Regions from separate parts of the Homo sapiens genome. Here region 2 is linked to region 1. Evidence: read pairs that join two places in POLR2A ChIA-PET (ENCODE). Cell type or tissue: OCI-LY7. All regions are shown on one strand. Links, peaks and the distances in the headings refer to the core of each region. The heading gives the core; the rest is flanking DNA. Region 1 overlaps IGF2BP3 (insulin like growth factor 2 mRNA binding protein 3). Region 2 overlaps STK31 (serine/threonine kinase 31).

Region 1 (16,676 bases), core at 5,618-13,617:
TGGAGTGCAGTGGCATGATCACAGCTCACTGCAGCCTCAACCTTCTGAGTTTAAGTGATCTTCTCACCTCAGCCATCCAAGCAGCTGGCACTACAGGTGCACGCCGCCACCCTCAGCTAATTTTTAAAATTTTTTGTAGAGATGAGGTCTTACTACGTTGCCCAGGCTGGTCTCAAACTCCTGAGCTCAAGGGATCCTCCTGCCCTGGCCTCCCAAAGTGCCAGGATTACAGACGTGAGCCACTTAGCCCTAGCCTAACTGCAAAGTTAAAAGGGCGGTTCCTTGAAAATGTTTTTCAGGTGCCAGGAAATAGAAAACAAATTTTATGGTAATTTACTACTAAACTTAAGCAATTTCTTCTAAAGGAAGGTTTATCTTATGTGGTATATTTTAGGCTTTTGTCTACTGTTTCCAGTTTGAAACATATAACAAGGTTTGTCTGGGGTGAGCTTCTGTTTTTAGTTTTGGGACAGGGTCTCACTGTCACCTATGCTGGAGTGCAGTGGCACGACCATAGATCACTGTAGCCTCAACCACTGGGCTCAAGCAACCCTCCCACCCCAGCTTTCTGAGTAGCTGGCACTACAGGTGCATGCCACCACACCTGGCTAATTTTTAAGTTTTTCGTAGAGATGAGGGTCTCGGTATGTTGCCCAGGCTGGTCTCAAACTCCCAGATTCAAGGGATCATCCCAGCTGGGCCTCCCCAAGTGCTGAGATTACAGGCGTGACCCAGCACCTGGCCTGGTTTTTCTTTTAAATAAGGTTAATACCTATTTATGAGTGAAATGCCCTTTATTTTTATTTGGTAAATTTCCTTTGCATGAGGTAAATTTAATTTTTATTTGGTAAATTTCTTTTGCATGAGGTATACACACAGAAGCACATTAATCTTTGTCTCTGATTATAGCTATTCTTAAATCACAAAAAGACATTCAAATATTTCATGAGTGAAGTGAATACTTCATAGGAGGAAATCCTGGTATATCTTATAGGAAGAGTACTCTGTAAAAGTGCTTGTCTGTTTTATAGGTGAATTTGCCATGTGATGTTGATCACAGACACATTTTATAAACGCCAAAAATTAAGAAACCTCTCACGTTGCCATTCAAAGATAAAATATACAACACATAATTCCTTAAATTAAAAACAAGGGTGGCCGGGCACAGTGGCTCATGCCTGTAATCCCAGCACTTTGGGAAGCCATGGCGGGTGTATCACCTGAGGTCAGGAGTTCGAGACCAGCCTGGCCAACATGGCAAAACCTTGTCTCTATTAAAAATACAAAAATATTCGCAGGGCGCGGTGGCTCACGCCTGTAATCCCAGCACTTTGGGAGGCCGAGGCAGGTGGATCACGAGGTGAGGAGATCGAGAGCAGCCTCATCAACATGGTGAAGCCCCGTCTCTACTAAAAATAGAAAAATTAGTTGGGCACGGTGGTGCGCGCTTGTAGTCCCAGCTACTCAGGAGGCTGAGGCAGGAGAACTGCTTGAACCCAGGAGGCGGAGGTTGCAGTGGGCTGAGATCGTGCCACTGCAGTCTAGCCTGGGCAACAGAGCAAGACTCCATCTAAAAAAAAAAAGAAAAAACAACAAAATTAGCTGGGAGTGGTGGCGGGTGCCTGTAATACCAGCTACTTGGGAGGCCGAGGCAAGAGAATTACTTGAACCTGGGAGGTGGAGATTGCAGTGAGCTGAGAGCACGCCACTGCATTCCAGCCTGGGAAACAGAGCGAGACTTTGTGTCAAAAAAAAAAAAAAAAAAAAAAAAGCGGGAGGTTGGGGGGTGGGGGGTGGCGGTGCAGTGGGCAACCTACTTATTTTCTAAACAAAAATGAAATTTTTTCAATACGAAAAATGTTTTACTTCATACTTAAGTCAGAATTCTAACAAATTCATTCCACCTTCAGTAATGAAGTCAGGAGGAAAAGTATGTCTACCATTAAAATTTAGCTTTTAAATGAAAGCCACACTAATAATAATAGAGCTTTACAGCAACTTGGATGGAGGTGGGGGTAGCGGAGGGGTTCAGGGACTAGGAGGTAGTTGACAGTTTAATATGTTATTTAAAATATAGCTTTTAGGACCAGACACGGTGGCTCACTCCTGTAATCCAGCACTTTGGGAGGCCGAGGCAGGTGGATCACTAGAGGTCAGGAGTTTGAGACCAGCCTGGCCAACATGGTGAAACCCCATACCTACTAAACATACAAACATTAGCCTGCAGTGGTGGCGCATGCCTGTAATCCCAGCTACCCAGGAGGCTGAGGCAGGAGAATTGCTTGAACCTGGGAGGTGGAGGTGGCAGTGAGCAGAGATTGCACCACTGCACTCCAGCCTGGGCAAAAGAGCAAGATTCTGTCTCAAAATAAAATTTAGTTTTTAAATGAAAGCCACACTGATAGTAGAGCTTTATAGCAACTTGGATGGAGGCAGGGGTAGAGGAGGGGTTCAGGGAGTAGGAAGTAATTGCCAATTTAATAAGTTTAATTAAATAAACATCCTTCTTAATTCTTCTGAAAAGCAATTTGTTCAGTAATTAAGTATATTAGTCTCCACACAGATTACCTTATGCCACCTTAACTTTTATTACTCTTAGAGATAACACTACAAAAGTTAAACACCTGTGATCTATAAACAATACCGACTAAACCTACAATAATGTCAAGGCAACAAATGTTCTTCAAAAGCTACAGTGCCAAAGTGATAAATATTTATATACACACACATACAAATGATACAGGTAAATTTTTTAACTTAAAAAAAATCGGGGGACAATCCTTTCATGCTCTTCCTTTCCAAGTTAGGCCTGGTAGAATGGCTTCTACGAAGAAGGGTTGTGACAAGAAGGGCCGCTCTGCCACCAACAAGGTGATGACCTGAGAATGCATCATCATTTACAAGGGTATCCATGGAGTGGGCTTCAAGAAGACTGCCCCTGGGCATTCAAAGAGATCTGGAAATTTGTTATGAAGGAGATGTGTTCACTGACATGAGGCTCAACAAAGTTGTCTGGGCCAAAGGAATAAGGAACGTCCTATACCACAATCTGTGAACAGCTGTCCAGGAAATGTAATGAAAATGAAGATTCACCAAACGAGCTCCATATTTTGATTACCTATGTACCTGTTACCACTTTCAAAAATCTATAGTCAGTCAATGAGGATGAGAACTAGCCACCGATCATCAAATATGTTAAAGTTATAAAACCACACACACACACAAGTAGAAATATACATTAAAATTTTCACTGCATATATTCAAAACAAAATTGCCTGTATAGTTAAATATTCTATTCCTAAGAATAGATAAATGCTATTGGTTGTCAACTTCCGTGTAAATCTTTTTTTTTTTTTAGACAGAGTCTCACTCTATCACCCAGGCTGGAGTACAATGGTGCAATCTTGGCTCACTGCAACGTCTGCCTCCCAGGTTCAAGCGATTCTCCTGCCTCAGCCTCCCAAGTAGCTGGGATTACAGGCACACACCACTACACCCAGCTAATTTTCGTATTTTTAGTAGAGACGGGGTTTCACCATGTTGCCCAGGCTGGTCTCGAACTCCTGACCTCAAGTGATCCACCCACCTTGGTCTCCCATAGTGATGGGATTACAGGTGTGAGCCACCACACCTGGCCATGTAAAGTCTTTAGAAAGATAACTAGAAACTACAATCCTGTGCACTTTTTTTAAATGGTGAGTTTTATTGTCTGTGAATAATACTTCAACAAGCATGGCTTTAAAACAAAGTAAAAAAGAAAAAAAAAAAAAAACCACAAGCAAAAAAACCCCTCTAATCCTTAGAAGAAATAGGTGCAGAATCAATCTTGGTACCTAGCTGTGGAAAAAATTTAACAACACAACTTAGGAGATTTTACATAGCCCCATAGATGGATTTCAGTGGATCTTTGATGTCTTACTCAAAGTTTCATGTACAAGGCTTGGAAGTAATGACAACAGAATAGGGAAAGGGCTGTCAATAGCCTAATAAGATTCCCAAATCTCAAAAGGATTTCCAACCCCCAAATGACTTGAACTGTACTATAGTAATCCCATCAATCTTAAGGCAGGCCATTATTTGAATATGCTCTTTTATATCAAGGCCTATCAAATGGTATCATGCCACTCCAGCCCACTGAACTCTCAAAGAATAAATACAACTTACACTTGGTAAGTTCTCACATTTTGCTTTTTTTTTTTTTTTTTTTTTAAAGACAGAGTCTTACTGGAGTGCAGTGACATGATCTTGGCTCACTGCAACCTCCGCCTCCCAGGCTCAAGCCATTCTTGTGCCTCAGCTTCCTGAGTAGCTGGGATTACATGCATGTGCCACCACGCCTGGCTACTTTTTGTATTATAGTAGAGACAAAGTTTTGCCATGTTGGCCAGGCTAGTCCCGAATTCCTGAGCTCAAGTGATCTGCCTGCCTCAGCCTTCCCAAATGCTGGGATTATAAGTGTGAGCCACAGTGTCCGGCCGCATTTTGCTTAATTCTGCATTAAACAGGAAGATAAGACAGTGTTCCTGTTACCTGTCACATAAGCTACTTATGCACCTGTTTTTGTCTCCTAGATTCTTGTCCCCTCTCAGTACTGCTAATCATTCTATGTCAGCCACAAATACTTCTTTTAAACAGTCTTAAAGGCCAAAAAAAAAACCACGAAAAAAAACAAAAAGCTTTCCACTCTATATTTCCAACACTTTCACAAGTTCCCATACCTAAATAAAATCTTAAACCAGAAAGGAAACATTTCTCTATGCTTAGGTAAGTTTAAATTCCAACGACAGGGGAGGGAGGAAGGGGTATAAATGCAAAGTAAAGCCTCATAGAAAATGTCTTTCTAGAATTCCCCCGTTATGTATTTAGGACGTGAAACCCTCAAATGTTCAGCCTTTTTAAAAAAAAAAAGTTCATCCACGGCTGGGCGCGGTGGCTCACGCCTGTAATCCCAGCACTTTGGGTGGCCGAGGTGGGTGGATCACTTGAGGTCAGGAGTTTGAGACCAGCCGGGCCAACATGGTGAAACCCCATCTCTACTAAATATACAAAAATTAGCTGGACATGGTGGCACGCACCTGTAGTCCCAGCTACTCGGGAGGCTGAGGCAGAAGAATCCTTGAACCCGGGAGGCAGAGGTTGCAGTGAGCTGAGATTGCACCACTGCACTCCAGCCTGGGCAACAGATAGAGACTCCATCTATTTAAAAACAAAAAAAAACAAAAAAACAAAGTTCATTCAAATGTATAAACAGTACAGAAAGAATCACATGAAAAATGCAAAGATTATCACTTCCTGAATGTAATGGTACAAAATTAAGATCACTCATAATAGTCTGAAGTAGAAACAACCCGAATGAATGCTTACTGACTGATGAATGGAAACAAAATGTGGTATATTTGTACAATGGAATATTATTCAACCATAAAAGGGAGGTACTTATACATGCTGCAACAGACAGACCTTGAAAGTATTATGGTTACCTTGTTAGTATAGCGAAGACAGAAAGAGAGAAAGAGAGAGAGAAAGAAAAGAAAGAAAGAAAAAAAGAAAGAAAGAAAGAAAGAAAGAAAGAAAGAAAGAAAGAAAAGAAGGCATTATGCTAAATGAAAACAGTCACAAAAAACTACTTATTATATGATTTTTGTTTGTATGAAATGTCCAGAATAGGGAACTCTACGATAGACAGAAAGTAGATTAGTGGTTTCTATGGGCTGAGGAAAGTGAAAGTGGAGGGTGACAGTTAAATGTTTCTTTTTGAGGTGATGAAGGTGTCCTAAAAATGTGGTGATGGTTGCACGTATCTATTAACATACTAGGCCGGGCGCGGTGGCTCACACCTGTAATCCCAGCACTTTGGAAGGCCAAAGCGGGCGGATCACCTGAGGTCAGGAGTTTGAGACCAGCCTGACCAACATGGAGAAACCTCGCACCTACTAAAAATACAAAATTAGCCGGGCGTGGTCGCGCTTGCCTGTAATCCCAGCTACTCGGGACGCTGAGGCAGGAGAATCACTTGAACCCAGGAGGCAGAGGTTGTGGTGAGCTGAGATGGCGCCATTGCACTCCAGCCTGGGCCACGAGAGCAAAACTTTGTCTCAAAAAAAAAAGAAAAAAAAACTTAAAAAAAAATAATTGTACACTTTAAATGGTGAATTGCATAGTATGTGAATTATATCTCAATAAAGCTGTTAAAAAAATACTAAAAGCAACTTTACCAGGTAATGGCCTAGTTTTGCCTTTTAAACTCTGAAGTATTATTGATCACTTCTTGGCCTTTTGGCCAAGCATCATCCACAGAACCGGCCTAGTCTGGTTCAGCTTTGTGTGACAAAATGGTGATTTGTTCTTCAGTTGCCATGGATCCCCAGGTTGCAAGTTCTGTAACCTGAGCCTGTCCAGATGAACCACGCATGCAACCACAAGCAGAACCTAAGTGCCTGGACCGAGACAGGACCAAATTAAGAAGTGGACACCACATGACATGATCCATGATCCAATCAGATTGAGCCCTGGTGTCACCTCCTGGTATGATCCAGTCAGATCACACCTCCTGGCATCACATCATTGTAAGATTCAATCAGATCATACCTCATTACCCTCTGTCTATAAAATATGTCCCAGCCCCCAGCTGGGGGAGACAGATTTGAACCTGACTGTCTCCTTGCTTGACAGTCTTACCACGAACTTTTCTCTTTACAAAAGAACCTATGCTTTGGTGTTTGCTTTCCATTGCACATGGACAAACAGAACCAGTTTGGTTCAGTAACAGTATCATTGAAATACAGAATAAACTGCAAGAAATTTGATTCACTTTGACATTATGTATACACTCACTAAACTATCACCATCATGACAAGTTTCTTCATGCTTCTCTTCAATCTAGTAGCCTAGTTTATTGACACATATAGAGATCACTGCAATAAAGACAGTTTAAAAAACTGTCTTTGACCTGCAACGTGATCAGATTTTCTCAGCCACATACCAGATATATCCCCACCTCCCTCACAAAACTGGCTGTATTTTAGTTGATACCACTATGGGCGTGAGGTAGATAATTTATGTTCTGCAGATAAGCCTTCTGCTGACTGCTTATTCTGCATACCCACTGCTCAAGTCCCATCACTCCTGGGCTATCTGAACCAAGTCTGATTAGCATGCTTGCCTGTAGCCTAACACTCCATGACTATATCCTCCTGCCAGCAGTTACTACCCTTCTGTGGTTTCAAATTGCCAGTATAACTTGTCCAAACTTCAACATGGCATAAGAGGTTGTCAGTTACCTGGTACTACTTCTCTCTTCCATATATCCAACATACTTCCCACACCTATGCTCTAGTCACGCCCTCAAAACTGGGTAAAGTACCTCTCTCGTCATCTCCCTAATACCCATTCTTGGAAATGAAAGCAATGTCACTTTATAATCTCTTTCCTGATCTTTATTTTCCCACTAGACTAGTGATTATTAACCATAGTGATGTGATTGTCAGGTGTGTCACAGTAATCTAGTTTTCAGAGTCACACTGACTTCCATGCTTAAGCTGGCAGGTAATTTATCATACATACGATCTTAGATTCCAAATCTTTTTTATTTGACTGTTACATTTGCCTTATGTGTTTCAGAAGATGGAACAACAATGTCGGGCATTATAGTCTGTGTACCAATATATATCCTGAAAATCTCTCTGGAAATGGGTTACTCCTTCAATGTGGCTCTAACACAGAGCTGCACTATCCCATAAACCTCATAAGGGAAGGGGCCATGTCTTACCTTTGAACTCACTGCTCAGGATCTGTGATGAACAATAAAAGGTTAAAAAGGAGTCACACTATTTTTTTGTTCTACAGGGCAAAGGAAGCTAGTTCTAGGTTTTTTGGTTTTTTTGTTTTTTTTTTTTAAGACAGAGTCTTGCTCTGTCACCCAGGCTGGTGTGCAGCAGTGTGATCTCAGCTCACTGCAACCTCCACTTCCTGGGCTCAAGCCATTCTACCACCTCAGCCTCCCGAGAAGCTGGGATTACAGGCGTGTGCCACCACGCCCAGCTAATTTTTTGTATTTTTAGTAGAGACAGAGTTTTGCCATGTTGGCCAGGCTGGTCTCGAACTCCTGACCTCAAGTGATGTGCCCACCTCGGCCTCCCAAAATGCTGGGATTACAGGCGTGAGTCACTGCGCCCAGCCAGTTCTAGGTGTCTTTAAAAGTCCATAATAATATAAGCAAACAGGTATTTGTCAGGAATTTATACAAAAGATATAGAAGTGGAACAAGCATTACAAAAATCACAGTGAGATTAAAGTATTAATAAAATGCAAAGCGGGATATTTAATGCTTACTTGCCCCAACAAACACCTTGCCAACACACACACACACACACACACACCCTTCCAAGCACCAAAGCCAATGTCAGTCATTGGGGAGGGGTTTCTAGAAAGGAGTCACCTTGACTACTACTCATTGCAACAAGAGAGGCAAAAAGTCTCCACAGAATCACCCTTAGCGCTAGGGATATGGAGATGAAGGGAACATCCTTCAAACAGCTCAGCACAGTTTATACAAACAGGAACTACTTATCTGTCATGGGCAAGATCATCTCAGGAACTGTTCTTTTACATCTATTTGTGAGAAATGGCTATATTACAAAATGAAGAACAATCTGTATTGCAGGTTCCAAATAATCATTTCCAGTTAAATATTGATATATAATTCTAAAACAAAATAAAGAAATATCCACCTTAATGTATATTTCTCTAAAATGTTAGCACCGTAATTACTTGGATAACACTCAAACCATTCCTCACACTGGTGTGAAAATGACTGTCAAGTTAAGAAAGCCAGCACCACAGACCAGACCATTAATAAGATTGTAAACCATGCTGCATATCCCCTTTATCATCGAAAAGCCCCAGAGGGAAGCTCAGCCTCCATCATACCACACGGAGCAAAGCGTCCCAACTTTCTAGCCACTTTCAATGTTCACAAGTTAGATCCTCTAACATGGGGAGGAGATGATGCTTTAGGACTCCTAGGAGTCATGTGATCAGAGCCTCTGAGAGAGAACAGTCCAAGTTATCCGGCCACACTGGACTCTCTGAGAGAGAACAGTCCAACAATCCAGCCACACTGAAGTCACAGTGGAAAAACCGAATCCAGAGCTTAAGGGGCTTACGTTATGTTTCTCTTTGGCAATGCTGAGCTAGACTGATTTTTATTTTTAATTTATTTTTTATTTCAATAGGTTTTTGGAGAATAGGTGGTATTTGGTTACATGAATAAGTTTTTTTTTTTTCTTTTTTGAGATGGAGTCTCACTCTGTCACCCAGGCTGGAGTGCAGTGGCACGATCTTGGCTCACCGCAACCTCCGCCACCCGGGGTTCAAGCGATTCTTCTGCCTCAGCCTCCCAAGTAGCTGGGACTACAGGCACGTGCCTCCACCCCCGGCTGATTTTTGTATTTTTAGTAGAGATGGGGTTTCACTATGTTGGCCAGGCTGGCCTCAAACTCCTGACCTCGTGATCTGCCCCCCCTGGCCTCCCAAAGTGCTGGGATTACAGGTGTGAGCCACTGTGTCTGGCTTACGTGAATAAGTTCTTTAGTGGTGATTTCTGAGATTTTGGTGCACCCATCACCCAGGTAGTGTATACTGTACCCAACATGTACTCTTTTATACCTCACCCTCCTCCCACCCTTTCCGCCGAGTACCCAAAGTCCATTGTATCATTCTTATGCCTTCACATCCTCATAACTTAACTCCCACTTATGAGTGAGAGCATACGACGTTTGGTTTTTCCATTCCTGAGTTACTTCACTTAGAATAATACGGAACTAGACTGATTTTAAAAGCCGAGCAGAACAAGTCACACCCTACTATAAACTCTAAGAGATCCCTAACAAGTGCCCTGAAGGCCGTGTTCCACTCATCCTTTAAGGCCATTCTCTTCTCTCCAACCACACCAGCCTTCGTTCAGTCATGAATCAGGGCTGCTAACATTTGAGTGCTTTCTGGCAGCAGCATTGTCCCAAATGCTTTATCTACTTTAACTCAAATCCACACAATCCCATGAGGCAACATTATTCCATGTTATAGATGGGCAAGCTGCAGCACAGAAAAGTTCACAGTGTCAGAACTTGGACAGATAAATGCTGGAGAAATGATTCAAACTCCAGCTCACAGATTCCAGAGCCCATACTCTTAATCACTTGGTCTAATAAGTTGCCTCATTTCCCTATGCAATTTAAATAAAATATAAATACACCGACGGAAACCAGTTCAATCCTTACTCGGCCATTACCTGCACTAGAAAATCAAATCTGTCCATAGGCAGGTTAAGAGCTTTATTAACTCCCATGTATCCCCTTGCTCATGTTCCAAGTACTAAATACGATACTTCTATACATCTTAGTCAGAAGAAGGTACTAGCCAGCATTAACTTGTGCTACATTTTACTCACAGAAATGCTCATAAAAACATTCAAAATAGTTCAATGTTAGGTGGTTTTTGAACCACCTGCTTTCAAAACAGGGACTTCCCCCAACCCCTAGAAGAAACCACTGTCGCTTTGGTGGGGTCTCTCCAGGTGTTTTTAGAAGTGTGTGTGTCACACGAAAAGACGCTCTGCACCATTAGTCATTAGGGAAATGTAAATCAAAACCACAAGGAGATACCACTTCACCTCCATTAGAATGGCCATAATTTTTTAAAAAGAAGGAAAATATGATTCAAGGGGCATCATAAAAAGAAAAACAAAGGAAAATAATGAGTGTTGACACAGATGTGGAAAAATCAAAACCCTCATACATTGCTGGATAAAATGGTGCAGCTGCTATGAAAAACAGTACAGCAGTTCCTCAAAAAAAATTAAAAATAGACCTACCATATGATCCAGCAATTCCACTTCTGGGTATTGATATGGTTTGAACATTGTGTCTTCTTCGAATCTCATGCTGAAATGCGATCCCCAGTGTTGGGGATGGGGCCAGGTGGGAGGTGTTAGGGTCATGGGGGCAGACCCTTCATAAATGGCTTGGTGCCATCCTTGAGGTAACAAGTGATTTATTGCTCTGTGAGCTCACATGAGATCTGGTTGTTTTAAAAGAGGCTGGAACTTCCTTTTCTCTCTTGCTCCCTCTCATGCCATGTGACATGCCCACTCCCCTCTACCTTTCACCATGAGTAAATGCTTTCTGGGCCTTGCCAGAAGCTGAGCAGATGCTGGAGCCATGCTGGTATAGCCTGAGGAACTGTGAGCCAAATAAACCTATTTTCTTTACAAGGTACCCAGCCTCAGGTATTCCTTTACAGCAACACAAATGCACTAACCGAGTATACGTCCAAAAGAACTGAACACAGGGACTCAAAGAAGTACTTCTACACCCATGTTCATGGGAGCATTATTCAAAATAGCCAATAATTGAAAGGTGAAAGCAACCCAAGCATCCTCTGACTAATGAATGGATAAAACAAAACATGGTACATATAAACAGTCATCCCTCGGTATCTGTGAGGGATTGGTTTCAGCAACCCCCTACCTTGGATACCAAAATTCACAGATGCTCAAGTCCCTTATATAAAAATAGTATAGTAGAGGCTGGGCATGGTGGCTCAAATCCATAATCCCAGCTCTTTGGGAGGCCAAGTTATCACTTGAAGCAAGGGATCAATTGAGGCCAAGAGTTTGAGACCAGCCTGGGCAACATAGGAAAGACCCCATCTCTACAAAAATAAAAATAATTAGCCAGATGTGGTGGTGAGTGCCTGTACTCCCAGCTACTCGGGAGGCTGGGGTGGTAGGACTGCTTGAACCCAGAGTTAGGAGGATGCAGTGAGCTATGATGACGCCACTGCACTCCACCCTGGGTGACAGAGTGAGACTCTGTCTCCAATAGTGACGATGATGATGATGATAAATAAGTAAAAGTATAAAAAGAAAATGATTTGATATCGGGGGAAATTCACCCCCGATATTTCACATAGGTTCTTTTCTATATTCCCTAAGTGTCGGCCGGTCTGAGAAATAAAGGGACAGAGTACAAAAGAGAGAAATTTTAAAGCTAGGTGTCTGGGGGAGACATCACATGTCGGCAGGTTCCGTGATAAATGTCCATGAAATCTTCACAGTTTATGTTCTTCTGCCAAGGCTTCAGCCGGTCCCCCCGTTCAGGGTCCCTGACTTCCCGCAACAATTTTATATTATGTGAATTTCTCAATTTTTAAAAAGGTATGTGTATATGCTCATATATTCACATATATACCCAAAGAGCAATATTTGTTGAGTTTTAAATTTTCACACTAGAGTGTCAAATACTGTTTTAAACATTTTATATAATCCATCTTATTTATGCCTCAGAATGTAGCAATTATCCCCATTTCATATATGAATAAACTGAGGTCGATTTTAAGTAACTTGCTTAAGTATGACATTCCTTATCTTGCTACCCTCCCCCACCACCCCAATCTGTCATCTTGGTGATCCATCCGTGTTGGTAAATGCAAACCTTTGGAACTGCCACATGGAATTCAATAGGTGGGAGTCCCAGCTATTGATCTGCTATCTTTCTTTCATTCCACCCCCTTCAGGCATAGGGTCCCCCAACATGCCACACAGTCTGGGGGAGTCAAGCAAAGAACTAGGACAGCACTGACTGCCCAGGCCCCCTTCTAGGCTTTTCGCCGCTAAAACAAAATGCAAAGGCTAGAGAATCCTAGAAGCAAACACCAGTTTTAGTAACTAGCTTACTCCTTTAGCAGAAAGGCAGGAATACCACTCCAAACAGCTATAAATTACTAGAGAAAAAGGGAAAGACAGCAGTTCAGAACAAAGCCTGATTACAACTCCAAACATAATTCTGGTAAAATCACAGAATAAGAAGTGAATTTTCTAAATGAGGTGATAAATGTCCACGATTGTATGGTCTCCAAAAGCAGTAGCAGACCATCCCAGATGCTGGCATTTTACCCACTACCCCTATTTAAAGCTTAGTTTAAAAGTAAGAATAAAAGCAACTGGAGGAGGAGAAGAGGTAGATTCCAAAGTCAATAATGATAGGAATGTTTCCTACAAGAATTAGTCCTTCAGGTGTGCAGCAGTTATCCTTCTGGCTCTATGGGGCCTTATAATAAAATTCCTAAACTAGTTCAATAAAGGGAAAAAAGAAAACTCAATCTCTCACTACCGACTTATGCTATAGAATTGAATTTAGCATGAGCAGTTCTCAACATCCCATCAATAGGTGCAGTTAAGAATACCACACTACATGAAAACACATGATTTGGTAAAACTGACTTTAAAATACACAAATAATTTTGGGAAAACACAGCAGCTCCACTTGCAAAAGGGCAAAGGAATCACAGCTAACAGATGCTAACATCAACATACAGCACTAACAAGGGATCACTGGAAGAAGTCTTAAACTCTGCTGGGAGGAGTGTTACTTGAGATATTTCTCAAAATAAATTTAGCAATTAAAAAAAGCCTTGAGGCCAGGCGCGGTGGCTCACGCCTGTAATCCCAGCACTTTGAGAGGCCAAGGCAGGCGGATCACCTGAGGTCCGGAGTTTGGAGACCCTATCTCTACTAAAAATACAAAAATTAGCCGGGCATGGTGGCGGGCACCTGTAATCCCAGCTACTCGGGTGGCTGAGGCAGGAGAATGGCTTGAACCGGGAAAGCAAAACTTGCAGTGAGCCAAGATCACACCACTGCACTTTAGCCTGGGCAACAGAGTAAGGCTCCATCTCCCAAAGAAAAAAAAAAAAAAAAAAGAAAGAAAGAAAGAAAAAGCCTTGAGGCTGGGCACGGTGGCTCACACCTATAATCCCAACACTTTGGGAGGCCCGAGGCAGGCGGATCGCTTGAGTCCAGCAATTCAAGACCATTTTGGGCAACATGGCAAGACCCCATCTCTACAAAAAATACAAAAAATTACCTGGGAATGGTGGTGCATGCCTGTAGTCCCAGCTACACGACAGGCTGAGGCAGGAGGTTGGCTTGGCCCAGAAGGCGGAGGCTGCAATGAGCCAAGATCAGCGTGGGCAACACAGCGAAACCTGTCTCAAAGACCAAAATTAACTAACTAAATAAAAAAACCTTGAAAGATTGCTAATCTTTGACCTGCTAATTTTATTTCTGTTCAATTGTCACTAAAGAAATCAGCAGGAATGTGGGTGTAAATTCATCCACAGATATGTTCACAACTGTGGTAATGGTTAAACATGAGGAATGGTTAAGTAAATTACCAGTTACACATAGAACAGAAAAAACATCCATTATAAACTTAAGGAGTCCAATTACATAATGTTTATGACAAAATTTAAAAAAAAAACTGTGCTAAAAAGAAAAGAACAAAAAAATAAAACCTTTGTGCTTCAAAGAACACTATCAAGAAAGTGCAAAGACATAGATAATGGGAGAAAATATTTGCAAATCATATATCTGATAAGGGACTTACATCTAGCATATACAAAGAACTCTTAAAACTCAACACTAAAAGGCCAAATAACCCATTTTTTTATGCAGAGGAAGTGAATAGACATTTCCTCAAAGAAGATATACAGATGACTAATAAGCACATGAAACAATGCTCGACATCATTAGTCAGTAGGGTAACAGAAATCAAACTAAAGTGACTTATCGCTTCACACCCACTAGGATGGCTATAATTGAAAAGACAAATAATAACAAGTGTTTAGGCAAAGGATATAGGGAAACTGGAACCCTCAGACATCGTTGGTGGGAATGTAAAATGGTACAGCCTCTTTGGAAAACTGTCTGGTTGTTCTTCAAAAAGTTACCATATGATCTAGCAATTCCATTCCTGGGTATACACCCAAAAGAACTGAAAATCTATGTTTACACAAAAACATGTACACCAGTGTTCAGAGCAGCATCATTCAATGGAAACAACCTAAATGTCCATCAGCTGCTGGATGGATAAACAGTAAGTGGTATATTCACACAATAATTATTACCCAGCCATAAAAAGGAATGAAGTACCTACTAAAATCTGGCTGCACCTTGAAAATATTATGCTAAGTGAAGGAAGCCAGACATAAAAGGCCACATATATATGATTCCTTTTATATTAAATGTCCACAATAGGCAAAGCTAGAGACTCAGAAAGTAGATTAGTGGTTTCTAGGGCCTGGGAGGAGACTGGAAGATAGGAGGGGCAAGTGACTGTTAATGGCTATAGGGTTACTTTTGGGAGTAATTAAAATGTCTTAAGATTAGTGGTGATACTTCCAAACCTTTAGACTATACTAAAAACCACTGAATTGTATGCTTCAGAAAGGTGAATTTTATGACATCAAATATAGTTCGATTTTTAAAAAAATTAAAAATGTTTAAAACAGGATATAAAATTATACATGCAAGACCCAACGATGTTGAAAAATGCCTAATCATTAAACTGAACTATTAGTCACGGAATAATGTTGCCATTGGGAGAAAGACTTTTTCTTTTCACTTTTCAAGTTTTCTACAAGGAGTATATAATTTTAGAATCAGGAAGAAAATGAAAACAAATATCAAATCTGAATTACACTGGCCTTTAGATAGTTTTCAAAAAAAAAAAAATGCCAGGAAAATAGACATTTCTCTTCTTGGTTTTTTTTTGAGACAGAGTCTCGCTCTGTCTCCCAGGCTGGAGTGTAGTGGTATGATCTTGGCTCACTGTAACCTCTGCCTCCCAGGTTCAAGCAATTCTCCTGTTTCAGCCTCCTAAGTAGCTGGGATTATGGGCGTGCACCACCATGCCAGGCTAATTTTTGCTTGTTTTTTTTTTTTTTTTTTTTTTTGAGACAGAGTCTCGCTCTGTCGCCAGGCTGGAGTGCAGTGGCATGATCTTGGCTTACTGCCACCTCCGCCTCCCAGGTTCAAGCCATTCTCCTGCCTCAGCCTCCCGAGTAGCTGGGACTACAGGTGCACGCCACCATGCCCAGCTAATTTTTGTATTTTTAGTAGAGACGGGGTTTCACCATGTTGGCCAGGATGGTCTCAATCTCTTGACCTCGTGATTCACCCACCATGGCCTCCCAAAGTGCTGGGATTACAGGTGTGAGCCACCGTGCCTGGCCTTCTCTTCTATTCGTAAGGCTCCCCCGGAAGAGTACTGGAGAAACACAATTGAATGAGCAGAACCAAATGTATGAATTATTTGGAGACCAAGCAGAGGAAAAAAAGATGCTTACCACACCAACTCATTGTGGCATATTGAACACACTGCTAGGACAAGGTCAGAGTTCTATGGAAGAAAGCGGACTAGTGGAGTCCCTCCCTCCATTAGCATTTGTTTCCTATGATGGACATGTGTTTCATAATAAGTTCAGCTGCTTTTGAACAATGGGTGGACAAATTATCAGTGTTACAAATGTCTTTGAAATTTTTTCCTTTTGAAATTTATTGGTGGGGTGGAGCAGGTAGTTCTACAAGGCAAACCAAGGTTTCCCCACACCCACTGTTGCTCTGTCTCAGCTAGTGTGTATTCAAGATAAAGGCATTTTTTGATCCCAGCCATGTTCTCTTATATCTGCTGTAGTTAAAAAACTGCTTAAGTCCACAAGTACTGCTTTTGGTCCAGAATTCTATTAATCCAACTTTTCACTCAGATCCTACCCCTCAGATGTGATTCCACTTCATGTTGTTTAGAAAATATTTGGGTACCAATTTGGATAGCACCTAT
Region 2 (16,676 bases), core at 3,050-11,049, 360 kb after region 1:
TGGCAGATGTTGCTGCCTGATCGTTCTTCTGGAAGCTTCGTCTCAGAGGGGCACCCGGCTGTATGAGGTGTCAGTCTGCCCCTACTGGGGGGTGCCTCCCAGTTAGGCTACTCGGGGGTCAGGGACCCACTTGAGGATACAGTCTGTCTGTTCTCAGATCTCAAAGTCTATGCTGGGAGAACCACTACTCTCTTCAAAGCTGTCAGACAGGGACGTTTAAGTCTGCAGAAGTTTCTGCTGCCTTTTGTTCAGCTATGCCCTGCCTCCAGAGGTGGAGTCTACAGAGGCAGGCAGGCCTCCTTGAGCTGTGGTGGGCCCCACCCAGTTCAAGCTTCCCGGTGGCTTTGTTTACCTACTCAAGCCTCAGCAGTGGCGGACGCCCCTCCCCCAGCCTCGCCGCCGCCTTGCAGTTCATCTGAGACTGCTGTGCTAGCAGTGAGCGAGGCTCCGTGGGCATGGGACCCTCGGAGCCAGGCGTGGGATATAATCTCCTCGTGTGCTGTTGGCTAAGGCTATTGGAAAAGTGCAGTATTAGGGTGAGAGTGTCCCGAATTTCCCGGTACCATCTGTCATGGCTTCCCTTTGCTAGGAAAGGGAATTCTCTGACCCCTTGCACTTCCTGGGTGAGGCGATACCTGCCCTGCTCCGTGGGCTGCACCCACTGTCTGACAAGCCCCAGTGAGATGAACCCGGTACCTCAGTTGGAAATGCAGAAATCACCCGTCTTCTGCGTCGCTCACACTGGGAGCTTCAGACTGGAGCTGTTCCTATTCGGCCATCTTGGAACCTCTCTCTCCTCTTTTCTTTATAAATCTTGATTTTACTTTTATTTGCTGAAACAGTCTAATGCCAATTCTCCTTTCTATATTAATGGAGAATGAGCATGCAGATAAGTGTCTCTATATGATTCCTTGACAGATTTCTTTCAGAGACTATGTCTATAAAAATTAGCCCATCTGAGACCCATCATTGGAGCCAACTCATTCCTCAATTTTTAAAATTTTTTTTATGGGGGGATTACAGGTGTGAGCCACTGTGCCTGACCTATGACTGTGTTTAATATTGTTATAAATTAAGACATACTCCTTTTCTTCTATTGAATATAAAATTAATTACCTTATCAAAAATTTAAACAAGTGTCAGTAATTAAGTGATTAATCAGCTACTTCTGATTGTTCATAAATGGATTATACTTTGTCAGTTTTCCTTAGTGATCTAAATGGTTCTCTCCCTCTGCCACCATGTAGAAGGGTCATAGGCTATGAATAGTGGAGTTGTGGGAGGAGAAGATTGGGCCCAGGCACAATGAGAGTGAATATATAGTTTTCACTATGTCATGAGAACAGATAAGTCTATCTGGGATAGATTTACATGTTTTGGTGGTTGTATTACACTAACAGAGCCACGAACTTCAGATTCTTCACTTTGTTGAGTACTGTTATACCTAGGCGAGTTAGAGAAACGCCACACTCTGAGACGAATTAAGAGTCCTTTATTTAAGCTGGCGGCCAAAGAGACGGCTAATGCTCAAAATTCTCTCGGCCCGGAGGAAGGGGCTTGATTAACTTTCATACCTTGGTTTAGGAAGGGGAGGGGAACTCAAATGCAGTAATTCTACAGAAGTAAAAACATGCAAGAATCAAAAGAAGCAAATGGTTACAGAGAGATAAACAATTTAAAAGACAAATGGTTACAAAAAGCAAGGTACCAGGTGCAGGGCTCTAAATCCTTCATTATAATTAGATATAAATGCTATGCCGGACAGGAACTCAAGGCTTTATGTTGTTATCTCTTTGAAAAAAATCCTGGGAACTTCATACATTGTTTGTGCCAGTACCTTATCAGTTAATTGGGCTCCTTTGAAATGCTGAGGATCTGCTTACACAGGTCAACTCCTTGCGGAAGGAGGTTGGGTAAGGAGCCCTTAGTGTCTTGTAAATTAAGGGGTCAATTGGAGTTTGTCCGGCTTTCCCAGCTAGAGAGAGTCTTACTTGAGAAGCAAGGCTAGGTGATTAAAGAGACAAACAGGACAAAATTTAAAGTAGCGAGTTAGAGTAAAAACAAGGTTAGGCATTACAGTACCAGCTCTATTCTTGGACACAAGTGTTCCCAGCCCTGCCTCACCTGGTTTGCAATAAACCATTGCATATCTGTCGCTTACCTTATACCAAATTATTAATCATATTGTGATGTTATTACAAAGCCTTAATTAAAGATGATGCAGTCTTTTGCAGGGATTGAAATTGGTTAGGACTGTTGATTGTCAGCTATTTTTGCTACTTACCCCTGTCTTCTTACCAGGGTTGAGAGAGAGTACCGTACTATTACTGCTCTCTCTTGCCCTTTAGTTGTTTAATGTTAGCTGAAGAAACCGGAGTTAATTATGAATTGAATACACTTATCCTTTGTAGCTTTTGAATTGTTATTTATTTATTTGTTTGTCTGAATTTATGTGTTCTTTATTGTTTTGGTGAATAGGTTTGGTGTTTAGGTTTCATAAAATAAATCTGTGGATTTGTCCTAGTTCAGAGTGATACATTGAAATTAATTTTATAATCCATAACTTAAAGCAGTATTCTTCAGCCATTTTTCTCATTATTCCCTCCTAAGGAGCATTTTTAGACCTGTTTTCTCCCTAATGGCCTAATGGGCCTTCTCCCCTTCAGATATTTTAATACTACAGATATACAGTATATAATAACTATGTTATCAGTAGGGTTGAACTTTGGAGGGCTACAGACCATTGTAGTGTTTAAGATTTCCAACTCTCCATAAGGACCACTTTTATTCCCCTTAGGGATATTGCCCCAGTTGAGAATGTATGATTTAAAGCTGTTAAGGCCAGGCATGGGGGCTCATGCCCGTAATCCCAGCACTTTGGGAGGCCGAGGCAGGAGGATTGGTTGAGGCCAGGAGTTCAAAACCAGTCTTGGGCAACATAGTGAGACCCTGTTTCTACAAAAAAAAAAAAAAAAAAAAAAAAAGCTAGGTATGGTATGTGTGCCTGTAACCCCAGATATTTGGGAGGCTGAAGCGGGAGGATTGTGTGAGCCCAGAAGTTTGAGGCTACAGTGAGCTATGATCATGCCACTGCACTCCAGCCTGGACAACAGAGTAAAACCTTATCTCAAAAAAAGTAGTTATCAGCCTGCAGTGATTTTTGTATCCTTCCCAATCCAATCATGGCTTACTTCATTTTTGTTACTGTAAAGAAATACCTGAGACTGGGTAATTTATAAAGAAAAGAGGTTTATTTGGCTCATGGTTCTGTAGGCTGTACAAAAAGCATAACTCCAACATAGTATAGTTGAGAGTTAGACTTAAGTGGCATGTACTTCGCATGTTTATGTTTTAAAAAAATTATACCAATTATGTCTTCAGACATTAAAATAGTATGATTTTAAGTGTTTGATGCCTGTGTCTTCTAAAAAAAGTCTTTTTGCTTTTTATACAACTCTAACAAGGGACTCAGGGTGCTTCCACAAATATTAGAAGGTGAAGAGGAGCCAGTGTCTGTAGATTACATGGTGAGAGAGGAAGCAAAGGGAGGAAGAGGTGCCAGGCTCTTTTCAACAACCAGTTCTCTTAGGAACTATGAGTGAAAACTCATTCACTTCCACGAGAATGGCACCAAGCCGTTTTTAGGGATCTGCCTCTACTATCCAATCACCTCCTACCAGGCCCCCCTCCAACATTGGGAATCAGATTTTAACATGAGATTTGGTGGATGATATCCAAATGATATCCATCTAAATCATAGACACCTTCAGGAGACATTTGACAGTGTTTGGAGACGTTTTTGCTTGTCACAACTGGAAGTGGTGCTACTGGCATCTAGTGTCTAGAGGCCAGAAGGGATGTTGGTAAATATCTTACAATGCACAGGACAGAGGACAGCCCCACTCTGCCACTCAACACAGACTCATCTGGTCCCAAGTGCCAGTAGTGCTAAGGCTACTTTGAAGTTCGAGAAAATGAAAGCCAGCCTGGGCAACATGGTGAGACCTTGCCTCTACAAAAAAAAAAAAAAAAAAAAAAAAAAAATACAAAACTTAGCCCAGGCGTGGTGGTGCGTGCCCATGTTCCCAGCTACCGTGGGGACTGAGGTGGGAGGATCACTTGAGCTTGGAGAGGTTGAGTCAGCAGAGAGCCATGACTGCTGCACTGCACTCCAGGCCTGGCGACAGAATGAGACCCTGTCTCAAAAAAAAAAAAAGAAAAGAAAATGATTGAAAGTACATAAATTTTCTCTTTATTCTTTTATTAAACATCATTCAATTGAGATATAAAATAAAGTACAGTATTAAAGATATTATCTAATTTAGTTTTATCTACTTAATAGGACTAATGTCCTTATACGTAAAGTAAAAAGTATGAAATCTTTCTTGCTTGGTAGGAAATATGAATTCCACTATAGTTGAGAGTTAGACTTACGTGGCATGTACTTGCCATGTTTATGTTAAAAAAAATTGTACCAATTATCGCCTCAGATATTATAATAGTGTGATTTTAAGTGTTTGATGCTTGTGCCTTAAAAAATTTTTTTTTTTGCTTTTTATACCCCTCCCTCCTCATTTTGGAGATGCAGAATAGCATAATGAACTCTGAAGTCAGAAGTTTGAATCTTGGTTCTGCAGTTTACTAGTTTATGTCTTTGGATACATAGTGGCATAAACAAAGTACCTGCCTGATAGGATTGTGAGAATTAAATGAGTTATATATAAAGTACTTATTGACATATAGGAAGAGCTTAAATGCTAACCTTTATTCTGATCTGTTCACCATGCTTTAAATGCCAAGTAATTTTGCTTTCTTTTCTCTTTGTAGATTTATGGTGGATTATTTTCTGAAGATCAGTGTTGGTACAGATGCAAAGTACTGAAAATCATCAGCGTTGAAAAGGCAGGAAATTAAGTGTTCAGTTTTTTTTTGCTTTAAGAAATATTTATTGTGGTTCAAAAATTTGATGCTTATTTAGCCCTTCATTGCTTATTCGTAGTACTGATACCTGGTTCAGTGATTAAAACACAGAAGAAATTAATTGCTAAAAAACATGTTGTTTTATAATCACCTCAGATTATTCAAGAATAGATTATATAATATGTAGGTTATTTTTGGTGACTAGTTATTTTTACCTCAGTTCTTTTTTTTTTTTTTTTTTTTTTTTGAGATGGAGTCTTTCTGTGTCGCCCAGGCTGGAGTGCAGTGGTACGATCTTGGCTCACTGCAAACTCTGCCTCCTAGGTTCAAGCTATTCTCCTGCCTCAGCCTCCCAAGTAGCTGGGATTACAGGCGCCCACCAACACACTGGCTAATTTTTGTATTTTTAGTAGAGACGGGGTTTCACCATGTTTGTCAGGCTGGTCGAACTTCTGACCTCAGGTGATCCGTCCGCCTCAGCCTCCGAAAGTGCTGGGATTACAGGAGTGAGCCACTGTGCCCAGCCTGCCTCAGATCTTAATAATTATATTTGGTTCTTGAGTAACTTTTAAATGTTCATTTTATTAAGCTTTATAAGTAGGAGAAGAACATTTTGATTGATTCTTCTGAAGTTAGGTATATCTTTTATTTAGTTGATGTGAATATTGTTAATAATAATGATTGGCTTGCCACTTTCTTATGCCTGGGTTAAATGTGGTGAGTTTTCTTTGTGTTAAGCTTTTTTTTTTTTTTTTTTTTTTTTTTTTGACATTGTGAATTTGTGGAGGATTTTTAAGAGGATTTAGGGAGACAGAATTCTGAATAGCTGTTTGGTGACAGTTGCATATTGCAGGCTGGGTGAAAGCACCTCTGTAAGATTTCCTTTGGTGTTTTTTCTACACCTCCTTTCTGTACTTAAATTATAATATGTATGTTTTTACTGAACCAGGGAAAGTGGTTCAGGATAAAAGAGAAAAAGTTAAAAATATGTATGTTTCAGAAATATTTTCTTTGGTGTGATAAGATGCTAAGATGTGACAATTTGATTAATATTCTGAATAGCTTGGTTTAAAAAAATTTCATTTTTTGCTGTCATAGAAAATGGTTTATTTTAGTGGAATGGAACTTTCTAATTGACCTTTCTCCCATAATTTGACAACTGGAGATGATATTTTACATATGTTTTTCAGTTGGCTTTAATTTTTTAAATTAAAGGGCAGCATGATGTTTGACCTTGTAATAACTATTTTTCTTTTTTACTTTTTAAACAGATGTAGAGCTGGAGGTAAGGGTGGTGAATCTGATTAGTTTACATGGTCTACCTGGAGTGAGTTTAATTGTGTCAAAGGAAGTTTGATAACTTTGCCTTTCTTTTCAGATTTTATTCTTTCCAACTTGAAATTGAATTGAATGTTGATTGATTTTAACATTAGGAGAAACAGGAGAGGGCTGTAAGCTTCATAGGCTGATGTTTATTTAAAATATCAATTGTCTAAAAACAAAAAGCACCCTAATGAGAAATGGTACTGTTGGAATTTAACTAGTAACAAGTAAAGAAATCACTGTAATTTCATGGACTGTGGATTTTTTTTTTATTTTGAAGATATTAGAAATCTGTTTCTGAATGTATTTTGTCATTTTGAGGTAAGAATGCTATTTTGATATACAGGTCATTAACAGAGAGCAGCAAATTGGTGGTTTCTTTGGAAACATTTAATCTGGGGTCAGTATTCGTATTTGTCTCTTATTTTTTCCAGTGTCTGGTGAGGTACATTGACTATGGAAATACTGAAATTCTAAATCGATCTGATATAGTTGAAATTCCTTTGGAGCTGCAGTTTTCTAGTGTTGCCAAAAAGTATAAACTTTGGGGACTACACATTCCTTCTGATCAAGAAGTTACCCAGTTTGATCAGGCAAGTCACGTATTTTAAATATTTTTGCTAATGAAAGTAAAACTATGTGCTTGAAACAAAATGTAGGTATAGTTAAATCTTACTTTAATATAAAAGTCTGTATAAATTAGTGAAAAATAGGAATTATAATTAGAAAGCAATTATATATTTATGCTCATCTTTGCTAGGTAAACATTGAACAGATAAGAATGACATACACATATATAATATATGTAAATAGTTTCCTTCTGATGTAAATGTTTAAAAGGATAGTCTCTTTTTGTTTTTTTTTTTTTTTTTGAGACAGAGTCTGACTCTGTTGCCCAGGCTGGAGTGCAGTAGCGTGATCTCGGCTCACTGCAACCTCTGCCTCCCAGGTTCAAGCAATTCTTCTGCCTCAGCCTCCCGAATAGCTGGATTACAGGCCTGTGCCACCATGTCCAGCTAATTTTTGTATTTTTGGTAGAGTTGGGGTTTTACCATGTTGGCCAGGCTGGTCTCGAACTCCTGACCCCAGGTGATCCACCCACCTTGGCCTTCCAAAGTGCTGGGATTACAAGCATGAGCCACTGCGCCCAGCCAAGGATAGTCTCTTATATGATGGAGAAAATAATGAATACAGTTATTTCTATAATTGTTTTGGGAAAGTATTTATTAAATAAAAGTGATCTTTACCTAGTCCTGGCCATAAATACCACAAATTTGAAATTAATGGGGTTATAATTAATCAGATTGTATTATTTTGGCAGAGGCTCATACTGTTTGATGTAATAATTGGCAGTGGATGTTTTGCTTATGTGGATTCTAGTTTATATTACTTTCCATTGAATTTTGGGTTGGTAACCTAATTCTGGAAGACGTTCGATAATTTCAGGGGTAGTCTTACAGGAATTCTACCTCTTTTAAAATCTGTTATACAAAGATGATTCTTTTGGTAAATGGTAATGCTGGTGAGAGATATTACATTGGAAAGTAATCAGATTTGTAATTCTTATTTATAATAGCAGCTCAAGTAGCTCATGTGGAAAACAGTTTAATCATTGTAAGCATTATAAAGAAATTAATTAAAATTGCCTCTATTTTTCTTTGAGAATCTTGTAGGTGTGTTGGGTATAGTTTTGTCTGCTATGTAGTTACTTATAAAAAACATTTCTGTACATGAAACTCAGGCTTTCATAAACATGAAATATAGATATTATAAAATTACACCCCAAGTTTCTGGTTTAAAATCTAAAGTTTGTTACTTTCTTCTTTAATATAAATGCTTTGACCAAGGTTGGGGAGGCTTGTTTTGGATTTCTTGCATGCATAAAACTCTAAAATCTTGTTTACGGACCTTAGAATATTATCTGCTCTCACTTTGTTTTACATATAGGGAAATTGTAGTCTAGAATAATTAAATGACTTCAAGTCGTGAAGCTAACTAGGGAAGAGCTAGGCCTAGAACTCAAGTCTGTTGTTCTTTTCATAGTAAAATGCACAGATTTGTGTTGATTGAAACACACATGAATCAAGGGGGAAAAAGACATTAAAAAAAGTTAATTTTAGAACTGAATTAATAAACTGCAGCTGAGAATGTTTTTGTATGTTTCAAAGATTCTTTATATATGGTACTGTATATAAACATTTATATATATATATATATATATATTTTTTTTTTTTTTTTTTGGTTGGGGGTTGAAGTCTTGCTCTGTTGCCCAGGCTGGAGTGCAATGGCATGATCTCGGCTCACTGCAACCTCCGCCTCTTGGGTTCAAGCGATTCTCCTGCCTCAGTCTCCTGATAGCTGGAATTACAGGCACCCGCCACCACGCATGGCTAATTTTTGTATTTTTAGTAGAGGTGGGGTTTCACCATGTTGGCCAGGCTGGTCTTGAACTCCTGACTTCAAGAGATCCCCCTGTCTCTGCCTTCCAAAGTGCTGGGATTACAGGCATGAGCCACCCGGCTAAACATTTGTATTTGGATGCTTAGTTCAGTAAAAAGATCATTGATTAGAGTTAAGCTAATTGGCACACAATGTTTTCTGGAAAAAAATGAGCTATTCTTGAATAGCTCTGCTTAGAAAGTCCGTGTTTAGTTATTAATTCTCAGCCCAAAGCTCAACTCTAATCTTCTATATGAAGTCTTTGCTAATACCCACTTACCCGGTCCTCTGTGGTGTTTTAGTCACTCCGTATATAAAGCCTATAAAGTTGTAATTTTTTCCTCCCCTACAAGCTTAGTGAGTTTGGTAGAGATAAGTATTCACTTTTCTGTGCCTAATTTCCCTGCCAGGTAGGTGTTAGATGAGCATTAGTTTATCTAACATTTGAATAAATAGATGAACAGCAGGGATTCAGTAACAACACAAATACCTCCTTCCTTCCCCTTTTCCAGAAGGTGTCCTGGGCACTGAAATTCCTTCACATTTTTTTAACTAACACTTTCACGCTATGCTGCAGCACAGTCAGAATTGATGCTCAGAATGGTAGTTTGCTGAAGATCGAGAGAATATTACATTACTAGTCCTACATGCCTGACTTTAAAAATTATATGTAGGGTAAGGGAATGAGAGCTAGAGCTTGGAATTTGTGTTTAACAATTTAAAGGCCTTTTAGCTTGTTTTCTAATATATACAGGCAGAATTCAGAGGAATAAAGTAGAAAGCAAGTGATCCTTTCTTGTTTCTGAATGAAGCTTACCAGTTTGGAAAACAGAATGAAATATATTTCTAAAAAGTGACATTCATCTTTTTTAATGATTGAAAGCCTTATGTTCTAAACCAGTGACCAGATTTATTTTAAAAAGTTAAGTTTTGTCCAGTGCGGTGGCTCATGCCTGTAAGCCCAGCACTTTCGGAGGCTGAAGTGGGTGGATGGCTTGAGTCCAGGAGTTTGAGACCAGCTTGGGCAACATGGGAAAACCCTGTCTGTATAAAAAATACAAAAAAATTAGCTGGGCATGGTGGCGCATGCCTGTAGTCCCCGCTACTCAGGAGGCTGAGGTGGGAGGATTGCTTGAGCTTGAGGGGTCAAGGCTGTGAGACCCTGTCTGAAAAAAAAAAGATAAAAGTTAAGTTTTATACCTTTTAAATGCCTAAATATATTTTTTAAGTGCAGGTATATATCTCCAGCTCATAAGGGTTAGTGGAAAATATATTTCTTATGATAAAAATTAAATGTTTATATGTATTATATATAAAGAGAAAACATACATATTTTTGGTATAGTATTAAAACACCCATGTATCATATACTCTGTCATTCTTTTTGTTAGTTGGAACTGAGGAAGACTCAGATTTTATTTCAAGTTCAGGGTTCTGTGTTTATGATTATATATGATTCAGGGAGAATCTGTTTGAACCACTTCATACTAATTGTGATTGGTGACTGTAACTAAAATGAATTTGAATTCAGAGAGAAATCTAAAATTAGATTTCTGCATAAAAATTCTATGCAAGGAGTAATGGACCTTTAGAACATTCAGCTTTAGGTAATTGAAACTTTTGTAGACAATAGGTTATTTCCATTTGAATTCACGTATTGCCCAAAGACAGGGTTTCTTGAAATATTAATAATTCCACATATACCAGCAATAATTTTCAAAGACTTCCTAGGGGCAGAAGTTGTTCTTGAATTTTAGATAGACTTTTGATAATAAGAGTTGAAAGCAAGGGTTTTTATGTGAAAGAGGTTAACTGGAAAACTACATCTAATTGATTAAAATCCTAACATATATTTCAGTTAGTTATATTTTGAGGTTGTTAGCTTTGCCTGCTTGATCCCATTTGATTGGTGATAACTTCTGGACTGTATTTGTTATTTATACTGATATAATTGATATAATATATTGATATAATATATTGAATTCTTGGTGAATTCAAACCTCTTGATATAATGTGTGTATTTCTGAATTTTATGCCTTGGAAAATTTATAAAACCTGTGTTTTTGTTAACCTAAAGTATTATAGGAATTTTATGCCTTGAAAAATTTATAAAACCTGTGTGTTTGTTAACCTAAAGTATTTTCGTGTTTTGTGGATTTAAAAAATTATTTTTTCAGCTAGGCACAGGGTGTGTGCCTGTAATCACAGCTACTTAGGAGGCTGAAGTGGGAGGATTGCTTGGGCCCAGGAGTTCAAGACCAGCTTGAGCAAACATAGCAAGACCCCATCTAAAAAATTCTTTTTTTTTTTTTTTTTGGGTAGTGATAGTTGGTGATTCTTGAGCATATGTAGTTTGAGTCTCCTTCTCTGCCCCTTCAGATGCATCCTTGTAGGCCCAGGTATCCTCAACCTGTTGTTAAAATAAATGTGTCAGCTGGGTGCGGTGTCTCACGCCTGTAATCCCAGCTCTTTGGGAGACTGAGGTGGGCGGATCACGAGGTCAGGAGATCGAGACCATCCTGGCTAACATGGTGAAACCCCATCTCTACTACAAAATACAAAAAATTAGCTGGTCATGGTGGTGGGTGCCTGTAGTCCCAGCTACTTGGGAGGCTGAGGCAGGAGAATGGTGTGAACCTGGGAGATGGAGCTTGCAGTGAGCCGAGATAGCGCCACTGCACTCCCACCTGGGCGACAAAGCCAGACTCCATTCAAAAAATAAAAAAATAAAAAAAAAATGTGTCCCAATGAAATAATTTTTTTTGTAATCCTATGTATTTCATACATTTAAAAACATTCTGAGAAAAAGTCCAAAGATTTCACCTGACTGATAAAGGAGCCCCATGGCCACAAAAAGGTTAAGAATTCCTACATCGGTCTCAATTTTACCCTCTATACTACTGTGTAGTTGAAGAGAAAATAGTTCTTAAAAATGTTATTTAGTTTCTTGGACCTTGACTTCCCCACACCCCCTATTTCTTTTAAAAATGTGACCGGTTTGTATTTTGTGGTTTTTAGTGTGTTTTTACACTCTTGTTTGTCTGATTATTACGGGTATGATGTCCTGTTCGGTTTGCTTTGTTTGCATAAACTATATTGTTTTTTGTATTTATAGAGTGGGAATGTAGCTAAAAATACAGCTCCACCTTCTAAGAGAGATACGTTTCATCAGATGATGTCCCTATTTCAAGGAAGTTGTGAACCAGTAAATTTGAGCTGTACCTACCCATTTTGTGTTTTAAGTTTATGCTTTATATATTCCGAAAAAGAATACTTACTTTTAATTTCCTTTATAGTACGCACAGGGTGAAATTCAGGAAAATAACCTAGAGAAATTTGGGAAGAGCAGTTAGATTGTGTCAAAGTAATTTTAGTAATTACAGTTTTATGGAGGAGTAGATAAGTTCTTATTAAAATTAAGTCTCAATATGTTCCAATCCCAAATATGTTTTAGGTGTATCTTTGCTTAGTTCTATTGATAGATATTCAGTAGCTCAAAGTTAGCAAGCACCTAATTTCTCATATGCCAGTTGTACAGTTGTAGCCCTCTTAAGCAAAAGTCTATTTAAGAGAGTTTTGAATGTAGAAGGCCAGGCGAGGTGGCTCACCCCTGTAATCCCAGCACTTTGGGAGGCCGAGGTGGGCGGATCACTTGAGGTTAGGAGTTTGAGACCAGCTCAACTGACACGGTGAAACCCCATCTCTACTAAAAATAGAAAAATTAGGCAGGTGTGGTGGTGTGTGCCAGTAGTCCCGGTTACTGGGGAGGCTGAGGCAGGAGAATCGCTTGAACCGGGGAGGCAGAGGTTGCAATGAGCCGAGATTGTGCCACTGCACTCCAGCCTGTGCGACAGAGTGAGATTCTGTCTCAAAAAAGAAGAAAAACAAAGTTTTGAATATGTATTTGTGACACCTCACATTTTATAATTTCAGTTTGTTGATTTTTAAAGAATTTGTTCGTATTTTGTGCTTTCGGTTTGTGGCTTTTTTTGCTTCTGCTCGTCTTACTTTAAAACCAGAGTTCCTGACTCTGCCTCTAAAACTTTCAAAGTTTTGTAAAATCGAGTACCTTTTCTAGATATCAGAGATTCATTTTTATGCGCTATTGCTTTTCAGGAGACCATTATATTTAGTTGGGGCCAAAGTAATCAATGTAATCTGCTGGGTTAAAAAAAACTATTCTAGGATATTTACTTAGTATACATTTTTAGATTTATAAAGGTGGCTGCCTGTACAAGTATTTAGCTCTACTTGATTTTAGCAAGTGTGTAATTGGAATACATTCATATACGTGGAGATGCATATTTGCATATTATAGCCAACAGCAAAGTAATATAGAGATTTTAGAATGAAGAAATATGATGCTTGGAAAAAATGGGTAGGAACAAAATAAGGGAAGAGAAACATGTTGGTGTAGCTGGTTTATGTTTTCTTCTTTCTTAGGGCACAACCTTTTTGGGGAGCTTGATTTTTGAAAAGGAAATAAAAATGAGAATTAAAGCAACCTCTGAAGATGGAACAGTTATTGCTCAGGCTGAGTATGGCAGTGTGGATATAGGGGAAGAGGTGCTTAAGAAAGGATTTGCAGAGAAATGCAGACTTGCTTCCAGAACTGACATCTGTGAGGAAAAAAAATTGGATCCTGGTCAACTTGTTCTCAGGAACCTCAAAAGCCCCATTCCTTTGTGGGGGCATAGATCAAACCAGTCAACCTTCAGCAGGCCCAAGGGGCACTTAAGTGAGAAAATGACTCTTGACTTGAAGGATGAAAATGATGCAGGCAATCTTATAACATTTCCAAAGTAAGAATTTAGTCTTCACTAATTTCTAATTGATGGTAGAGGTCCCTGTCATAGTAGAATAGAAGTTAAGGCTTATGCTTTTGGAATCCTTTACTGTGTCAGTGATTTTAAGGGCTGATGCTGATATTTCTGTTTTTCTCAAATGTATTCCTCTCTGCTTTAGCAGGGATATTTTCATTAAAAGCTATTTTGAAAGAAAAATAACTCCTGAATTATTTTAAAGTTTACATACCAACTTTTCATGCCAACTATTTGGAATACACTTATCAAAAATAAAAATCTGCTCCTAAATCTGAATTATTCAGGCAAAGTCAGAATTTCAGATAAGATTTGAAGTTCTTCCTATGGCTTTAGGAATATTTTAAAGAGTTTCAGGAAATTGCCTTTACTTTTTTAATAAAAGTGAGGCTCTTTCTTCTTCTTGTGAAAACTTGTGATGGAGTTTGATTATTCCGAATACTTTACTTTTTAGATAATTTTAAATTATCAACTTGAAGCAGAAATCCAGATTTGATATTTATATGTATCAAAACAGTCTTCTATATCATGGTCCAAGCCATGATGCTGTATCTTGGATGACATAGCTGTTTGATGGGATCTCATCAGTGCTTTAGGAGCTAAACTGTCAAATGGGGGTGGGAGGCGGTGGACGGGGGGATCACAGGGGATCACAGGACGGGGGGATCACGGGGGGGGGATCACAGGAGGGACTGGAAAAAAACTAATACAGAAATGCTTTTTACTTTGTTCTCTGTAGTTGATAGTGCTATGAAGAAGTTGGAATATTTTTTTTTGAGAATTAGAGGCATTATTGAATTACGACTTCAGTTATAAAATCTTGTTTGCATTAAATTATTTTTTAATATTATGAACTAGGTAAATATTTTAGTTTTCAAAATTAACTTTCAGATATATTGTGGCATAAAAGGACCAAGATAACTTAGATTTGTTTTCTGTGTCAGCCTTATACAGTTTGTTTGTCAAAATAAATGAATTTGTTTTTATAGGGAAAGTTTGGCTGTTGGTGACTTTAATTTAGGGTCTAACGTCAGCCTGGAAAAAATTAAGCAGGACCAGAAACTGATTGAAGAAAATGAAAAACTTAAAACAGAGAAGGACGCTCTTCTTGAAAGTTATAAGGCGTTAGAATTGAAAGTAGAGCAGATTGCCCAGGAGCTGCAGGTATGTTCAGTGGCTTAAGGTGAAGAGTGTCCAACTGGGAAATCTGTGTACTCATCTGCTGCTATTTATTTTTCTGTCACTTTCCTTTCCTTCCCCACCTCATTCTCTCCTTTGCTAATCCCTGTATTTGTTTATAGGTGAATTTTTTTTCATATACTCCAGACTAATCATCTTTGGATTTCATTGGATGTTTGCAAATTTAATAATTTCTCATTTACATTTCCCTTTATGTTCTAAAAACTTTTCAACTAAGGCAATTTTCAAACATTCTAAAAGGAGAGAGACTTGAATAATTAATTCTCATGTGCCCATCACCCAGTTTATACAATTATAACACATGGCCAATCTTTTTAAAAATTTACACTTCCTGGATTATTTTAGAAGAAGTCCCATTCATATTATTTCATAGTCTTCAGTATGTATGACTAATAGAAAAGGACTTTAAAAAACCGTAATAATAATACTATTCATACTTAAAAGTAAACAATAATTCCTTAATATTATTTATATCCAGGCAGTATTCAAATTTGCCATATTGTGTCATGAATGCCACATGATTGTAGGCATGTTGATTGTAGTTTTCTCCAATCAGGATCCCAGTTAGGCACATACATTGCATTTTGGTTGATATTTCTCTTAAATTGCTTTAATGTGTTTCCTTGTGTTGCTTAACTGGATTCTTGATCTCCACGTGTGTCTTCTTTTATGGTAATCACGTCTCCAGATTTGCTCAGATTTTAGTTCAGAAATTTTCCCCCCCAGGGATACAGTGTGGTTGATAAGTGTGTGTGTGTGTGTGTGTGTGTGTGTGTGTGTATGTGTGTTTAACACCAAATCTGTTGTTCCTGCACTAGTTCCTCCAATTCTCTGACACCAACTGGGTGTCTAATAATTCAGCTCCATTCTGACACTACATTACCTGTACTTAGCATATACCCTACAAGTTAAGGACTCAGTTCCATAAAGCTGCCTCTACTTTAGATGCCAGCCACAAATGGGGTCCCCAGGCTACTTGCATATCTACCCCCCCACTATAAATTCGGGGTTTCCCATGACCCTCCCTCAGGTTAGATAATTCACTAGAACTACTCACAGAACTCACGGAAGTGCTATACTTACAGTTTTATTATTAAGGATATAACTCAGAAACAGCCAAATAAATGGAAGATATATATAAGGCAAGGTACTGGGGCAGGAGGTACAGAGCTTCCATGCCCTTTCTGAGTGTGCCACCCTCCCAGGTCATGGATGTGTTTATCAACCCAGAAGCTCCCCAAATCTCATTCAGAGTATTTTGGTTTTGTTTGTTTGTTTGTTTTGAGACAGTCTTGCAACATCTTGCTCTGTTGCTTAGGCTGGAGTGCAGTGGTGTAATTTCTGCTCACTGCAACTTCTGCCTCCCGGACTCAAGCAATCCACTCACTTCAGTCTCCTGCCTAGCTCGGACTATAGGTATGTGCCCCATTCCTGGCTAATTTTTGTGTTTTCTTTTCTTTTTTTTTTTAAACTCAAACTTGCCTTATTTATATCCCCAATGGCATGATCTCGGCTCACTGCAACCTCTGCTTCCCAGGTTCAAGCGATTCTCCTGCCTCAGCCTCCTGATAGCTGGCATTACAGGCACCCGCCGCCATGTCTGGCTAATTTTTGTATTTTTAGTAGAGACGGGGTTTCACCATGTTGGCCAGGCTGGTTTCGAACTCCTCAGGTGATCCACCCACCTCTGCCTCCCAAAGTGCTGGGATTACAGGCATGAGCCACTGTGCCCAGCCCACATTTTCTTTATCCAGTCTATCATTGATGGGCATTTGGGTTGGTTCCAAGTCTTTGCCATTGTAAATAGTGCTGCAATAAACATATGTGTGCATATGTCTTTATAGTAGAATGATTTATAATCCTTTGGGTATATACCCAGTAATGGTATTGCTGGGTCAAATGGTATTTCTTGTTCTAGATCCTTGAGGAATTGCCACACTGTCTTCCGCAATGGTTGAACTAATTCATACTCCCA

Evidence for each region. ChIA-PET counts read pairs that join two places held together with the same protein. Peaks named below come from ENCODE experiments on the same cell type or tissue, not always from the same donor. Only the 100,000 strongest peaks of a DNase experiment are listed, where the experiment ranks them.
Region 2: POLR2A ChIA-PET joins it to region 1 with 6 read pairs; 2 of 35 experiments call an interaction of 5 or more read pairs at or near these places.

What each region holds. Positions count from the first base shown.
Region 1 is chr7:23,362,801-23,379,476 of GRCh38, forward strand. All of the region lies in intron 3 of IGF2BP3 (insulin like growth factor 2 mRNA binding protein 3), which reads right to left. Among named protein-coding and RNA genes, the nearest start is that of SNORD65C, 25 kb to the right of the region's middle. In OCI-LY7, for the core only: a CTCF peak has its summit at 6,795; DNase peaks (open chromatin) are centred at 5,751, 6,551, 10,571, 11,081 and 2 weaker places; H3K4me3 peaks cover 4,611 bases; H3K27ac peaks cover 6,205 bases.
Region 2 is chr7:23,722,414-23,739,089 of GRCh38, forward strand. STK31 (serine/threonine kinase 31) reads left to right here. Exons shown (of 24, transcript NM_031414.5): 5 at 4,828-4,902; 6 at 6,678-6,836; 7 at 13,125-13,483; 8 at 14,491-14,665. Among named protein-coding and RNA genes, the nearest start is that of STK31, 21 kb to the left of the region's middle. RefSeq lists enhancers at 1,123-1,650, 1,651-2,178. In OCI-LY7, for the core only: no CTCF peak of the experiment used is centred there; no DNase peak of the experiment used is centred there.